2 separate regions of the Mus musculus genome follow, and region 1 is linked to region 2. The links are chromatin loops, found by intact Hi-C in ENCODE. Cell type or tissue: heart. All regions are shown on one strand. Links, peaks and the distances in the headings refer to the core of each region. The heading gives the core; the rest is flanking DNA.

The links. Peaks named below come from ENCODE experiments on the same cell type or tissue, not always from the same donor. Only the 100,000 strongest peaks of a DNase experiment are listed, where the experiment ranks them.
Region 1: a loop joins it to region 2, with 3 times the contacts of the local background. A loop is called at or near these places in 4 of 42 quality-filtered maps.

What each region holds. Positions count from the first base shown.
Region 1 is chr17:3,081,563-3,089,898 of GRCm38, reverse strand. It overlaps the pseudogene Pisd-ps2. Among named protein-coding and RNA genes, the nearest start is that of Gm25909, 28 kb to the right of the region's middle. In heart, for the core only: CTCF peaks have their summits at 5,120 (motif pointing left), 6,178, 6,386 and 6,708; DNase peaks (open chromatin) are centred at 5,218, 5,778, 7,358, 8,058 and 1 weaker place; H3K4me3 peaks cover 1,923 bases; H3K27ac peaks cover 1,447 bases.
Region 2 is chr17:3,445,707-3,454,042 of GRCm38, reverse strand. It overlaps Tiam2 (T cell lymphoma invasion and metastasis 2), which reads right to left. Exons shown (of 27, transcript NM_001122998.1): 10 at 5,507-5,665; 11 at 3,707-3,811; 12 at 3,186-3,264; 13 at 631-723. Among named protein-coding and RNA genes, the nearest start is that of Gm52295, 42 kb to the right of the region's middle. In heart, for the core only: CTCF peaks have their summits at 2,832 (motif pointing left), 5,115 (motif pointing left) and 7,240 (motif pointing right); a DNase peak (open chromatin) is centred at 2,802.

The DNA of each region.
Region 1 (8,336 bases), core at 203-8,202, 360 kb after region 2:
TTAGAATCTCTATGGACACATACATGGACACACATGTGGGAATATAGTGTTTCTAATAATAATAATAATGTTTAAGAGAATGGGAAAAACCAACCCTGAATGTAGGCAGTACCATCCTTGCGGGCTAGGAGTTTAGACTGAAAGGAAGACAGAGAGCTAACAGCACCATTTACCTCTGCTTCCTGGCTGAGAACTCTGTAATCAACTGCCACATTATGCTCTGGCCAATATGCCTTCTCTACTATCATGAGTTAAACCCTTAACTGTGAGCCAAGGTAAATCCTTCCCTTAAGGTGTTTTGCTAGGTAACTGTCAAAATTGAGAAAAGTAACTAACATAAGAACTCAATGGGGGGCTGGTGAGATGGCTCAGTGGGTAAGAGCACCCGACTACTTTTCCGAAGGTCTGAAGTTCAAATCCCAGCAACCACATGGTGGCTCACAACCATCTGTAACAAGATCTGACGCCCTCTTCTGGAGTGTCTGAAGACAGCTACAGTGTACTTCCATATAATAAATAAATCTTTAAAAAAAAAAAGAACTCAATGGGAGCCGGGCGTGGTGGCGCATGCCTTTAATCCCAGCACTTGGGAGGCAGAGGCAGGCGGATTTCTGAGTTCGAGGCCAGCCTGGTCTACAAAGTGAGTTCCAGGACAGCCAGAGCTACACAGAGAAACCCTGTCTCAAAAACCCAAAAAAAAAAAAAAAAAAAAAAAAAAAAAAAAAAAAACTCAATGGGAAAAATCTCTAATTAAAGGGCTGACTTAGCTGTTCTGGAACTCACTCTGTACACCAGGCTGGCTTCAAACTCAGAGATCCACCTGCTTCTGCCTCCCAAGTGCTGGGATCAAAGGTTTAAGCTTCCATTGCCTGGACCGCCCTTTATGTTTTTGATTAGAGGAATTTATTGGAAAGCATTTTTTGAAAAAGTTCTGTAAAGGTTACATCAAATTGTACTTAAAGTTTAGTGCCATTAAAATGATTTAAAAAGTATATTATATGTACTTGGGAATTTATTAAGAGAGTAACTAAGCCAGGAACAATAGCACATGTCTGTGAGTGTGGCATTCAGAGGCTAAGGCAGGACTGTGAGTTTGAAGTCACCATGGATATATATAGTGAGACCTTTTCTCAAAACCAAACCAAAGAAAACAAAAGGAGAGAGAGAGAGAGAGAGAGAGAGAGAGAGAGAGAGAGAGAGAGAATACAATGCCATTTGATTGGTTCTTGCCAAATTCACACATAAAGCCATAAACTGGAAATTTTCTAGGAAAATTACAAAATTTGGCATTCTACATTAATGTCTATAAAGTAAACAATAGTATTCATCAAACATTTCACCAGTTCACTTTTGTGTTCTGATTACTATTGAAGATAGGAATCCCTTATGTGAGTGGAGGTCATAGGACAAGTTATGGCTGTGAGTTGTTTCCTTCTATTATGTGGATCCCAGAGACCTAAATCAGGCTTGGCAGCAAGCACCCTTTCCCCACTGATCCATTTTGTTGGCTAATATTCTTCTTCAGGCAGTTTCAAAGATTCATGAAGGAGATTCTTCCAAGCAAGATGAAATTATGGTATTTCCTCTAACTCCACAGTCCAGAACCTCCTGAAGAAGGTGCTGAGAGCTCAAGTACCATTTACTACATAGTAGCTAAAGTTCTGCAGCATTTTAAGGGACATTTTAAAACCTGGTAAGAGAGTAGCTGATTAGGAAAGCTTTGTTTAGAGGGTAGGTAGCTCATAAAAAGAAATAGAAATACAAGAATTGGGGAGGAGCTATCAAATTTGCCAATGTTAAAGAGCTGTGTAACCTTTAATCCTAGCACTTAGGAGGTAGAAGGTAGGAGATCTGTGTGAGTTCAAGGCTAGGTTGGCCTGTGTAGCCATTTCCAAGTCAGCTAGAGCTATATCGTAAGACCCAAAGGAATGTCAGTGGGATATATATGGTTTTGCCTTTTATTTATTTATTTTTTCTCTTTTTTGAGAGACTTTTGTTGCATAATCAAGCTGACTGACCTCCAGGTGTGATCTACCACATCCAGCCTGGCTTTGCCTATTGAAAAGCTGTTTAATTATGTATCCAGTGTCATACAATTTCTTTTCACATTATTCTACTTCTGGAATCAACATAAAAATCAATATAAATTTGAAGAAAAGTCCTCCCTTCAAGATTTATTTATTTATTTATTTTTTGGTTTTTTTTTCAAGACAGGGTTTCTCTGTATAGCCCTGGCTGTCCTGGAGCTCACTTTTGTAGACCAGGCTGGCCTCGAACTCAGAAATCTGCCTGCCTCTGCCTCCCGAGTGCTGGGATTAAAGGCGTGGGCCACCACGCCCGGCTAAGATTTATATTTTGAAAATTGCTTAAAACTAAAATATTGAGGCCAATGTCTAAAAATAAGAGCATGTTTAAGTAGATATTGACCAAATTCACTCAATACACTTGATGAACTTAAAATTACTTTCAGAATTGGAACAAGGACCTGCCATCTATTGTGGCCAGGTCTTTATTATGAACTTCTTTTTTATTTTTTGAAGTATTCCTCCCATGATTTTTGGGTAAAGGAGACCAAGACACATTAGAAAACTAAATGATCTAAAATCAGTTGTCAGGAAAAAGAGAAGTGGAACTCACTGCTTCACATACAGAGAGACTGTTATGGCATTTGGTCCAAACAAACAAGACACAAAAATCTTGATAGTATGACTAAGCTTAAATAATTATCAAATTTCAATTCTAAATTATCATTCATAAGGGACATTATTAGTAAGTCACTATCAATGTATAATTAAGGCCAGTAACATTAGACAAACAGCCTTAAACAACTTTACTAACAAGTTTTTCCTAATTAATTAATTAATTTTTAATTCTATTTGTGTGTGTGTGTGTAGATCAGAGGAAATTTTGTAGGAGCCAATTCTCTCCTCCTATCAAGCATGTCAATTAGTGAGTCAATGAGACATCAAGCTCAGGCCTTTTGCGTTCTGGATGCCCTTTTTGTCAGTCAGTCAACATCTTTTAGGCTATGAACTAAATATCTATTAGGTTATGACCCATAATCTAGGTACTGGGGAGCAGAAAATGAAGACTTCAACAAAAACATGTTCTGGAATAGCTTTTTCCAGCAGAAGGAACACACACACACACACACACACACACCAGCAACTCAGAGCCAGAATTACTGATTCCACACAAGTGTACTCTGGAAATTTGGGGGGAAAGCTGGTCTTGCTTACATATATTTACTTCTTTCCTTATCCTTCCCCCTCTCTCTAATATATATATATTCGTGTAATCAAAGGAAGGAGGTGGCAAACAAGACTGCTATAAACAAGGTGACAAGAGAAGAGGTACTAGGATGTTGAGTTCTACTAACCATCTCCTATAACAGGAATCCCCAGTCTATGAGAATTTGGAGTCTTTCTTTAGTTACAAGCACCTAAGACCAACTCAACTGAAAGAAAAAAAAAAAAAAGCAAACAAAAAGGGAGGTTACTGTGCAAGGGTGACTAGAATGATCCTTCATGGGCAGAGTGGGGACCAAGTGTGCATGGAGGCAGGAGCTAGGAACACAGGTTCAATGTGCTACCTCTAATTAGGAAGGGAAACCAGCAGATCTGAGTTGTAAGTATGGTGAATGGAATTCAACAAGAATGACACGAACTGAAGATCAAAAAGCAGAGTCTGAAGAAAGGGAGGGGGGATTTTGAACACCAAGTTAAGGAGTTTGCGTTTTCCTCCATAGGCACCAGTAAGGCTTCAGGTTTTTGAGAAAAAGAAGGAACACATGGGTATTAACTGCATATTTAGAGCCACATCACCAAAATGTTGACAATACAGTTACCCTGCCTCTGCCTCCCAAGTGCTGGGATTGTAGGTTTGGGCCACCACTCCCAACTCTGTAAGTCTATTTTTGAGGTAATGCCTTTGAGGCTTGAGCAGATCCATTCATTTATTCCTTTTGCAGTGCTGGGTCTTAAACCCAGGCCTCATCCATGCTAGGTGGGCACCCAACCACAGAACGTCACCCCAGCCTTAATTCTTTTTCCCCACTCAATCTTTAATCAAGTAGGGACAAATCCACACTTTGAAAAAAAAAAAATCTGCAGTTTGAAGGGGACAGATTAAAAAAAAAAAAAAAAAAGAGGATACTTTATTTTGCCCCTCCCCCACAAAAGTTTTTCCAAACTTGTAGCTTGACTAAAATGTTCAGAATGTATGATTTTTATACAAAGAAACTGCTGGCATTCTTTACTAGTGAGGAACTATGGCAGAAAGACCCATTCCTCTAAGTCTCAAACATGGTCCAAGAAAGCAGATTCTGATTGTAGCAACTGATTCCAGAGTTCCACTGACAAAACCCCTGCCCTGTTGGCTTTTTATTTCCATTTCCTTCCCTGAGAAAAGGGCAATGTGTGGTCCAACCTGGAGAGCTCACAGGCTTATATGTCTTCCCCTTAACTGCCCCGCATGCCCCTCCTCCTGCTCCATTGAATTGACACTTGATGAGCAGAAGTCCAATGTGGTGCTGATCAGTGTCAGTCATGCACAAGAGACCACTGCACTTTGATGTGGATTTTGTAGGGCGGGGGAGGGGTAAAGAACTAGTTTTGTCAACAGGTACTGATCACAGGCAGTTGCTATTATTAGGAGTCAAATTTTGCTTTCTTTGACACTGGTAGTGTGTCTTCCTTGTCTTCATCCTCATCGTCATCTTCATCATCATCATCAGGATAATCTACCAGACCCAGGAGTCTAGGGTTTTATTTTTGAGGTTTAAGAGTTTTAGGGTCGCCAGTCAGGGGTGGCACACACCTTTCATCCCAGCAGCACTTGGGACAAGGCAGGGGCAGTGGATCTCTGAGTTCGAGGCCAGCCTGGGCTACAGAGTGAGCTCCCACACGATAAGCACACGAGACTTTTTTTATTTTATATAAAAATCACGCCCGCCCGCCCGAGTCTCTGCAGATGCGGATCTCTCCGCGGGGTGGGGTGGGGCGGTTTCAGTCTCTGGGGACCCCGGGTGGCCCGGCGAGTGGACATCTTCTTCCCTGGGGGTCGCAGCCCCCCACCCGTGGGACCCGCACACACAGCGGGCAGACAGCTCAGGGCCGTCTGTGAGGGGAGCCGAGGGCGCCCTCTGCTGGCCTGTGGGTGTCATGGCGGCGGCAGTACGCGCCCTGACTTTTCCCGGGACCCCACGGTTGGGCGGGGACGGCGTCAGCTGAGACGCGGGAGACCATAGTGGGGTCTCACCTGAGTGAGCATGAGGCGGGGTCATGCCCGCGATGGGCAGCGGGGGGCGTTTTACTTTATGACTATTTTTATAGATTATAATACGTGACACGTGGAAGCTGAGGCAGGGGCGTGACCGCGAGTCACGGATCTGAGGCAGGGACTGAGCATGCACTGTGTGTGAGGTAGGGGGAGAGCGGGAACGGAGCGGGGGGAAAAGCAGAGACAGGAACCTGGGGCTGACAGCATCGACGGGTGATGGGCGGGGCCTGCGGCGGCTGCAGTCTTCTGCCCGCAGCGCCCCTCCGGATGAGGCCCCCGCCCACCGCGCAGCGTGGACCTAAAGCCTCTGCATTCCTTTATCGAGGGGAAAAAAAAGCCTCAGACGCTGCCTCTGTCAGTTACGGGCGGAGGTGGTAGGGGAAAGAAATACAGCCTCCCATTGGAAGCCTCTGCCAGTCACGGCTGGGCAGGCGGGACTTCTGGCACTGTTTCCTGCTCCTGGAAACAGGGAGTGGAGAAGCTTCTCGATTGGAAGCCGCTGCCGTCAATTGTGGCCGAGCGGGCGGGACTTCCTGCCAAGCCCCCCAGAGTCTCTCTGCTGCTGCCGCAAGCGCCGCTGGCCCGGGGACCACAGATTGGAAGCAGGCAGTCACTGGTCGTGGACAGGAAGACTCTCTCCGGCCATCTCAGGTCAGTGTAGGCTCCGGCATGCCCCTGCCTCAGCCCCGAGGCATGCTGGGAGTTGTAGTTCTGTCCTGGCTTTGGTTCCTCTGAGCCCCGCCCCCCATTTTTTTCTTTTTTGTTCTTTTTTTCCGAGACTGGGTTGTTATTTTTTCTAATTATTTTTATTTTTAATAAATTTTGAATGTTTAATATTCATCTATCTATCTATCTATCCATCTATCTATCTATTCATTTTTTATTGAAGTTAGTTTTGGTTTTTCCCAGACTTGGTGTCTCCCGGCTTAACCCTGAGACGGTTGCCCTGGCGTGCCACCCGGTGGTGACAGGTTGTTACTGCAACGTTCCAAAATTTATTTTTTTTTTTTTTGGTTTTTTTCAAGACGGTATTTTTTCTAATTATTTTTTAATTTTAATTTTTGAATGTTTAAATTTTATTTATTTATTTATCTATTTATTTCTTTATTGAATTTAATTTTGTTTTTTCCCAGACTTGGTGTCTCTGGGCTTAACCCTGAGACAGATGCTTTGGCGCACCACCCGGTGGCGACAGGTTGTCACTGCAAAGCTCCCCTTTTTGTGTGTGTGTGTGTGTGTGTTTGTTTGTTTTTCTTTTTTTCCGAGACAGGGTTTTTCTGTATAGCCCTGGCTGTCCTGGCACTCACTCTGTAGACCAGGCTGGCCTTTAACTCAGAAATCTGCCTGCTTCTGCCTCCCAAGTGCTGGGATTAAAGGCGTGCGCCACCACTGCCTGCCTGTTTGTTGATTTTTCAAGACTTGGTTTCTCTGGGCTAAACCCTGAGACGGTTGCTCTCGCACGGCACCCGGTGGCGACAGGTTATCACTGCAATGCTCCCTCTCGCTTTTTGTTTTGTTTTGTTTTTTCGAGACTGGGTTTCTCTGTGTACACCAGGCTGGCCTCAAACTCAGATGTCCGCCTGCCTCTGCCTCCCAAGTGCTGGGATGAAAGGCGTGGGTCACCACCGCCCAGCTGTTTTTTTTTTTTTTTTTTTTTCTGATTGGCGAGCACAGCTGAGTGGGCGGGGCCGGTGATTGACAGGCAGATTGAGGCTGTGGCTACATAACCATGTCATCCCCCTGCCTCAGCTTCTTCCTTACTCAAGGGAATCCCCCTGCCTCAGGGTGACCAAAGCTGAGTGATAGGGCTGGCCCAAGTACAAGGGCTTCTGCCCTGGCAACACCCTGGCAGGTGACCTGAACAGGAGGTCTAAACAGGTGTTTGGTGCCTGTCTATTTGTAATAGCTGTGGTCCTCTAACCTGTGCCTGTGAGCCACCAAGAGTGAACGGAAACTAGAAGCATTGCCACCAACAACTGGAGCAGTGACCACACTGAAGTTTCTCTGGCGAGGGGGAAGGGGAGTAAGGAGAAAAAAAAAAAAAAGGCAAGTGAGCAAGCAAGCCAGCAAGCACAGGAGCACACTCTCGTGGAGGCCCACACCCTCCCTGTGCCTACCCAAGATGTGTCAGTCAGAGAAGCATCCAGAACCGGAGCTCCAAGCAGCAGCGAAATAGTGAGATGCTGCCCATGAGACCTAACCCTCAATGTACCCCGGCATAATTTCAGGAGGGTCAGACACCAAGTCCAGTGGCCTCAGGGGGGAGGGAGTGGCTAAAGGGGTCTGGAGAGGGAGTCCTCTGTGCCCCGAGTAGGAGACTCACTTCAGGTACCCATGGCTCTGGCTGGGGGAATGGGGTAAGGCAGGGGAAGCAGTGGGCTTCTATCCTGTGTCTTGGTCTTTGGCAAGGGCACCGAGGCCCCCTTTTTCCTCCCTAGACCCCTGCTTCCTCTACCAGATCCTCCCCCAAGCTCTTCTGGACTGGCATCCGCTCTTCTGCAGTGACTTGGGAAGGGCAGCCCACAGGAGAATGCTGATTTGTCTTTGCTTGGTCCCTGCCACCTCCTCTTGTTTTTTAGAGACATACTGGGGTCCTGTGGAAGAGAAAGGAGGAGAGCAGGACAGTTGGTGTGCTGTGGTCTTAGCCTGTGCCGCTCACCAGTTCTCTGTTGCAATCCCCTTTTGTTCTTTGCTTTGCTCAGTTTCTAGGAGACACAGGACTCAGCTTCTCTTGAGCAAGGCTCAGATGGCAGCCTTAGCTTGTTTAATCAACTGTGCTTTTTCAAACATCCTAGAGTGGGTTGCAGTAGAGTCTCATGATGCCCACTGTGTGACAGACAACTTAGTTGCATTCAGGAAGCTGAGCTTACAGTGAAAAGGCCTCTCTGTGCCTTTGGAAAGCTGGCTGAATAGAAGACAATGACCTTGTAAAACTAGTGGGTCATACATGTGGTTGTAGCAGAGCAGGGAGGCAGCTTTCGAGCTAGGTGGAGAGCCTCCTGAGCCTGTGGATGGAGCCACTGCTACCATTTAGCAGAAGAGGAAGCAAAAGATTG
Region 2 (8,336 bases), core at 214-8,213:
TTTTAAGACGAAAGCAGGCTGCAAATGCCAAACACTGACCAGGTGGGAAACATAGCATCTGCAAGGCTTAAACTAAAGCCCAGCTCCAGGCTGCTGTTAAGCACATTGTTTTGAATGTGACACATTTGGGGAACTGCTAGTCAGCTCTTTTCTCTGGGTCTCTCTGTTTCACAATTCTTTCCCTCCCTCTATCTGAACATCTACATGAATATTCTCTTTACACACACAAACCTGTATTAATACTCTTTTTATACAAACACACCTGTATGAATACTCTCTTTACAAACATACACACACATCTGTATGAATACACCCTTTAAACATATTTGTATGAATACTCTTTACACCTATACACATCTGTATGAATAATCTTTTTACACATGTCAGTATGCATATTATCTTTGCACAATATGTATGAATACTCTTTACACACACACACATCTGTATGAATAGCCTCTCTCTCTATATATATATATATACACACAATGTGCATACACATACACACACACATGTATTTTCATATCAATTCTTTGTGAAAAACTCCCAGAGAAACCATCATCTGACAAAACCACACGCAACCTCATGAAGCAGTTAGAACCTCAGAGTGCGCAGACGCGGCGCCACACAGACCTCCTCCGTATGCCAGGCTGTCAGGGAGAACATCACTGATAAATATCCGGTTGAGATGCTGGTGTTCGTCCACCTGAACTGTGACTGCAAACCCTGAGGGAGAAAATAATGATCGAGTGTAAGTCTACCTCTCGTTGTCTTCCCAGCCCTCTTAGGGTGTCCGTGAGCATCCAGTCTTGTAAACGCAAGCATGTTGAGAAAGTAAGTTTCAACTATTTTGAAAGTCACACTAGTTAGCAAGCATAAGGGAAAGAGGAACCCACCGGACCAGAGAGTTTAGACACAGGGGTGTGCAATGTTATTCAACAGTTCCGACTGTACACAGCAGCACATTCATAGCAGCCGGCCACTGGGAACGGCCTAGCTGGCAGAGGAGGAGATTAAGGACATGCAGAATGTGGTGTGCACAGTCAGTAGAACATTACTTGGCCTTTAAAAAAAAATCTGGCACATCCTGCAATAGGATGAACCCTGAAGACATCAATGCTAAGTGCAATAGTCTGGCACAGAATGGTGAATATCAAAGGGTTCCCAAATTCATAAAGACAAAGGGTATAGTGTGGGCTTGTCAGAGAGCTGGGGAAGGGAGTGGAAAGCCAGCGTCGTGTGGCTAGAGCTGCAGTTTTGCCAAGTGAGAAGTGAGAGTGATTCACAGATGGACAGGAAGACGCTTTGTTGCCACAGATTAAGGGTGTGGATAATTTACTTCTGTCTCACCACGGCTAAAATGATGCTTTATTTCTTAAGATAAGGCTGAAAGATACTCTTACTGAAGCAGAGTGAGGTGTTTTGAGATGGTTAAAGGCAGGGGCTCAGTAGACACAGTGTGCACTGCAGAAGCATAAGGATCAGAGTTCGAATCCCCGGAGTCCGTGTAAAAAGCCAGATGCATGGCAAGCACTAGTCTATGAGCAGTCCTACAGGAGATTGAGCCTGATCAAGACTTAGAGGATTGCAGGTCAGAAATGTAGAAACACACACACTCACACAAATATGCACAGATGCACACACACAATGACAGGAGAAAATCCTCCTGAATGGGTCCAGTGCTTTATATAGGTCTGAGATGCAAGACCCAGTACCTGTCCTGCTCAGACCATATGTTCCCTCGAACACTGCCATGGTGAGGACTATACTTATCCATCCGGGTTCCCCAATGCCATCAGTCCCCAGAGAACAGGGAAAATGTCCTCTTTCCCATGTCTTCTCTAAACCTTAAGCAGCACCTGGCCAACCACGACAAAAGAACCTCTGCCTATATTCATTCGCTCAGATGGGAAGAAGACTCATTCGTGGTAGCGTGGGAGCAGATGAAAGGCTAAGGAGGGTTTCCACATGAAGCCAACCTACAGCTGACATGGGGATTCTCACTTAAACTTAGCGTTTGGGAGGCTGAGGCAGGAGGATCACAACAAGATTTGAGGATATCCTGGGATACCAGGCCAGTAAGGTAAGACTCAAAATCAACCAACAAACCTGATCGTGTGATCAACAAAGGGGTCCAGAGAATAAAATTTTAACATACCATAGTTTGAGCATATTATCAACTTGAAATATTTTGAAGCAAAAATCCATGTTGTGACATTTGTAACATGACAAAAACAAGAAACAAAACCCAGCCTTTCTGTGGAAGTATTCATCAGCCTTCTCTAATTACTGAGTTCTAGTGGTAAAGGAAGACTGCAGTGCTCAGCAAGACATGAGCCAAGTCTACAAAGACCTTCGAGCGGAGATTCAATAAAGACAAGGGAAATAAGAGTTAAACACCTATGTTGACCTATAATCGCTAAACTCAGGTCAGAGGGAGATAGAGCCAAAAGATCAGGCTTATTCCAGTTAGACTGTCCATGTGATCTTAAAGGGCGGGTAAGATTCCTATCCTGGGAGAAAGGCCTGGGAAAGGACAGCATTCCAGTTGGTAAGACTTTAGACATAAAAAAGAAGCCTCTTGAGGCTGGAGAGATGGCTTAGTGGTTAAGATGATCACTAGCTGGTTAAGATCACCAGATGACCCACATTCTGTTCCCAGCATGCAAATTGAGCAGCTCACAACACCTTGTAACTCCAGCCCCAGATGATCAGACTCCCTCTTCTGGCCTCCTTGGGCACTGCACAAATGGCACATCTTGTAACTCCAGCCCCAGATGATCAGACTCCCTCTTCTGGCCTCCTTGGGCACTGCACAAGTGGCACACCTTGTAACTCCAGCCCCAGATGATCAGGCTCCCTCTTCTGGCCTCCTTGGGCACTGCACAAGTGGCACATTCGCATGTGTTTACATCGCAATCAACAATTGGATCAAAGAAGCCTTGCCTCCTGGGTGAACCCAAGAGTAGCACCAGGTAGAGTCCATTTATTGTTAGCACTGTCCCCAGTATGTCACATGCCTTACCAACTCTTATGTTATTTCCTGAAATTACCTTACCATCTCTCCCAGTATTGATACATACCAGGCCATTCAAATAAAATAAATAATAATGAAAAAAGAGAGAGAGGGACCAAGGGCAAGGTGATCATCAGTCTCCCGGGGACAAGAGAGGGCTCCTGACACTCACCAAAGTCAGTCATGTCCCCAGTCTTGGTTAGCTGCACGTCATACACACTGAGTGGGAAAACTTCGATTTCATCATAAACCTAAGAAAGGAGAAAGAGAAAGCAGGAGAATCAGGGGCTAACACTACACCACCTTGTGGAATTAAGTTGGCCCACTTTCGCTCAGGAAACTTACAGTACTGTTTACATGAGGGTTGGTTACAAATCAAATGCCAAACTTGAACAGTTTGCCCCCAAATTACAGTCCCCCAAATTAAGAGGCCATGCGGAGGCCTGGGGAGAGGGCTGAGCTTGTGGAGTGTTCACTTAGCGTGTGTGGCCCTGGGTCTGACCCCCAACATCACATAGACTAGGGGTGGTGGCGCACACTTGTATTCCACACACACGGGATATGGAAGCAGGAAGGTCAGAACAGAATCTGAAGGTCATTCTCAGATACACAGAGTTCAAGGCCAGCCTAGGCTACGTGAGGTTGGGCATGGGTGTGGTCGGACAGCCCCTCTCAACCTCCAGGTCCACTTGCCTGCTCTTGCATGTATTCATACAGCGCGGGCACACACCACTCCACACTTTTATCGACCACCTTTCGGAGCTGAAGACCATAGTGAGTGGGTTCCAACTGTCTCATCTACAAAGAAAATGATTGGTTACTCAGAGTCTAACTGCCCATCCTAAAAGCATCAGCATTCAGGAGGCTTGTGACAGATCACTATCAAAATCCCCCAAAATAACTGCATATAATTTTCTCAGTCCAGAACTACAGAAAACCTGAAATTTAAATGTACAAACAAGAAAAGCAAGGGTCAAAATTCGTTGTTTAAGGTCTCCTCTAAATGCTATCATCACAAAGTATAAGGCTCATTGCTAGCAAGTGATACCTTTTATTACACAACCGTCTCCCTTCAGACAGACAGCTCTCTGCCATGTGCTGGTTGCTAACTTTAAGTTGTTTGTCATTAGGAAAGTAGAGAGATTTTAAGTTATACAGACTTCAGAATTTCATACTTCAAAGTATTTTCAAAGGGAAAATGTTTAAATGCAGATATATTCTAACCCCCTCTAGCCCCCACCCCTGCCCTGTGTGTGTGTTTATGTGTGTATGTGTTTGTGTATGTATGTGTATGTTTGTGGGTATATGTATATATGTGTGTATGTATGTGTATGTGAGTATGTGTATATGTATATATGTGTGTGTATATGTATATATGTGTGTGTATGTATGTGTATGTGAGTATGTGTATGTGAGTATGTGTATATGTATATATGTGTGTATATGTATATATGTGTGTGTATGTATGTGTATGTGAGTATGTGTATGTGAGTATGTGTATATGTATATATGTGTGTGTATGTATGTGTATGTGAGTATGTGTATATGTATATATGTGTGTATGTATGTGTATGTGAGTATGTGTATATGTATATATGTGTGTGGATATGTATATATGTGTGTGTATGTATGTGTATGTGAGTATGTGTATATGTATATATGTGTGTATGTGTGTGTATATGTATATTTATGTGTGATATATATGTATGTATATGTGTGTGAGTGTGTGTATGTGTGTATTTAAGTGTGTGTGTACCTCCTCTTTCCCTCACTTGTATCTTTTCTTTCTTCCCCACACTTTCAGCAGAAAAGCATTTCTCTGAAGCCTGTGCTCCAAACAGAATTTAGTGACCTCTCACACCTTTTAACACCCAGAAAGCTAATCACAGTTTTTATCACCTGAATAAAAGGCTTTTCTAAATAAAAGGCTTACACACTGAGCTTGGGGGATGCAGTTAACTTTATAACCACAATTAGACATACAAACTAAAGCCTCAAGGCCAAGCACAAAAGAGTTAAAATATTCTACCATGAAAGTCAGCAGACTCTAGTCCAGTGTATTTAAATTTCCCAGCTCTTGTCTGCCACCTGGTGGTCTGAAAGTGCTAGGCATGCCGGTGCTGAATAGATTTATGCTATAGTTCCTCTTTAGACTGGGAATAAAGTCCATAAAGCAACTGTGAGTGGTAATGAATTATGGACTGAATAGCACACCAAGATACGCCATCTCTATGTAATGTGAACAGCAACAGGTGTCACAATGACTCTAGATGCAGATTCTAAGTCGATGTGGCTTCATGGAAGTGTGGGACCATGACCTGAGGACTCATTCCTCTGAAGGGTGGAGAATTAACATACTAGCTAGAAAATGTTAGTATGTTCCCCTGCGTAGAAAGTTGAGTCTTGAACACCCCCCACAAAACCAAATGCAGAGGAATACACCATTAACAAACCCTCTCTACTCGGAAGTATTTCTACAGCAAAATTCATCACCTTGCACACCAAAGCCAGAACATCTTCCACCCTGTGCTCTGGCTTGATGGTCACAGTAACTCCTTCGTTATCCTGGAAGTGGACATAAGTCTGGACTTCCCACATGCTGTCTCGCAGCGCGCTGTCTACTGCGGAGCCATACAGATGCAGGTCATGGGCCTGTGTGCAGTGAGAAAATAAAGGTTGGATAAGCAAAAGTAGAAACCAGAGGGGGGCGGCAAATGCTCCCTTAATACAAGCAGTTTGTACTATAAGTTTTGCACACATCCCACACTGGTCCTACACACTATTCAGGGGCAGATCTGCCAGTCCTTGGCTCTTCAGACTCTACACAGATGGAGCTCAAACCCAGGGATGGAGACGACTTCTACTCTGCAATGGGGTCAACTCAGATCAGCTCAATCTCACTGCTAGAGTCCTGATGGAGAAATGGGAAATGTACATTGAATCCTTAGTCCCTTTCCGGCTTCCAAAGGGTCTGTCTCATCCAGAGTAAGTGGATGTCTGTCTGTGCCCTAGATTAGCTCTAAACTGAATTCTCCATAAGTGTGACGATTCTCTCTCCTCCTAATTAAACTTTTTGAATGTAACTTCTAGTAAAGAGGACATCCTTTCTCCATCTTTCAGGTATGTCAGACATGGCCGCTCTGTCAGGAAATCATCCCCAAGAGTACCACCTTCAGGAGATTTTTCAAAACACTTCTGTAAACCTCACCACTGAAGCCAGTCACTTTGTGTCAATCTGCTCCTATACTAAGCATCTCAAACATTTCTTTGAGTTAGATCCTTCCGGGAACACTATGGTGACCCTAACTCCAAAGCTGCTACTTAACTAGACACTAGCAGCCCAGGGGAAAGTGTTTAATTTAGGTAGATGTGTTGGTGTATTCCCTTAATCCCAGCAGAGATACGGAGATCTCAGAGTTTGAAGCCAGAACTCATTTTGAGCCTCATCTACAAAGTAAGTTCCAGACCAGCCATCTACATAGTGAGATCCTGTCTCAAAACAAACAGACTTTTGTTTTCAACTTGCTTAGCCTCAGTTTACCACTTTGCAAAAGGAAGCATTGTTCTCATTACCGATATTTCTTAATTAACAAGACGAGCTTTTATGAGCAAAGGAGTCACCCACAATTAAGAGACGTCTTATAGGCTCGAAAGCATGGCAGCTGTGTAGATTTGTAGATTCAGTGCTCTCACAGTGCTACAAGCAACTCACTCCTCAAAGCAAGCACTCTGATGGGTCAACTCCCTGTCAACTCCATGCATTTCTTGATCTTTAAGCACAAAGTAAACTGTGCAAAGCCAAACTTGATGTGATAAAGCCATTCCGAAGAACAGGCCTGGGCAGAGAAGGGAAGGGTCCCTGTCTTTGGAAATGTGGTGCTCAGGTCTGAAGTCATCACTGGACCTGTCGTGGACCTGTCAAGATCAGAATATTTTCCCAAAAAGATGTGCACAGCCAGAACCGACCTCCCCTCACTGAGGAAGAGAGGAAGAGACAGGGGCAGATGCCCTGAGCCTAGGACACCAGGCTGGGATACTCTCTCCTAAGTGGGCCTGTCACATGAGTAAGGGCTTTCTCTGGCTCGCTTCTCCTGGGCACTTGGATCACTTTGGCAGTGGTTCGATCCAGGCACCAAGTAAAAGCGGGCACTGGCCTAATTAAGCTGCTTAAGGCTCCCCTCTTAATGCATATTGAAAACAAAAACAAATGGAAAGCCCAGCAGAGGTCACTATAGAGTAAGGAACATCAAAAGGAAGGCCACAGAAAGGAACTTAAACCACATCACTGCAACTTCCTACTGTCCTTCAAGAGAGCAAGTTGGGCAGGGACTCAGGAAATTCAAATCCATGCTGCACCATGGCTTCCTGCCTGTTCTTATCCCTGACTGTCCATCAGAGGGAGATTCTCCACATAAAATAAACTCCCACCCGGCTACAAATTTACTCAGAGCCTATTCAGGTACACACCCCCATTACCCTCTACTTTCCAGGTGAGAAAAATGGGGGGTGCAGAAATTCTAAAGAACTTTAAGTGTGCACAACTAATCCTTATGGTATGGAAGGGCTCTGACCCCCGAAGTCTGGATATGAGTCAGGTCTCCCCACTTTGACACCACATGAAAATGGCAGTCTGCCAATTAACTTCCCTCCGCAGTGAACATGACTTAACGGTCCAGATTCATTTCCTGATTCTACTACACAAACCATGCCCTAGTTGGACAAACCATCTCAAGAGGATTTCCCATAAAAAGCAAGGCACTCCCCTGCCTCTACATATCTGTTCATTGCAAAGCAATTGCTCTCCTCTGTCACTCTGTGCCCCCGCCTTAGTGTTGGAATCACTAGTTAGGGGAACCCACCTGTGAAGGTTTGTATATTTTTGGACCAGGGAGTGGCACCATCTGGAGGTGTTGCCTGGTTGGAGTAGGTGTGTCACTGTGGGTGTGGGCATAAGATCCTCACCCTAGTTGCCTGGAAGTCCACTAGCAGCCTTTGGATGAAGACACAGAACTCAACTCTGCCTGCACCATGCCTGCTTGGATGCTGCCATGCTCCCACCTTGATGATAATGGACTGAACCTCTGAGCCTGTAAGCCAGCCCCAAGTAAATGTTGTGTTTTTATAAGACTTGCCTTGGTCATGGTGTCTGTTCACAGCAGTAAAACCCTAACTGAGACACCACCAAACTCAGTACTTGACAGAATCCAGCAGAATCCAGCTCACACAAGGGTTAGCTTTGGGTCCACCCACTTTAAGTGGCGAGAGACATGACGATAAGGTCTTTGTTTCTTCATCAGTCTCCTCTGACCCTTAAGAAGGTATC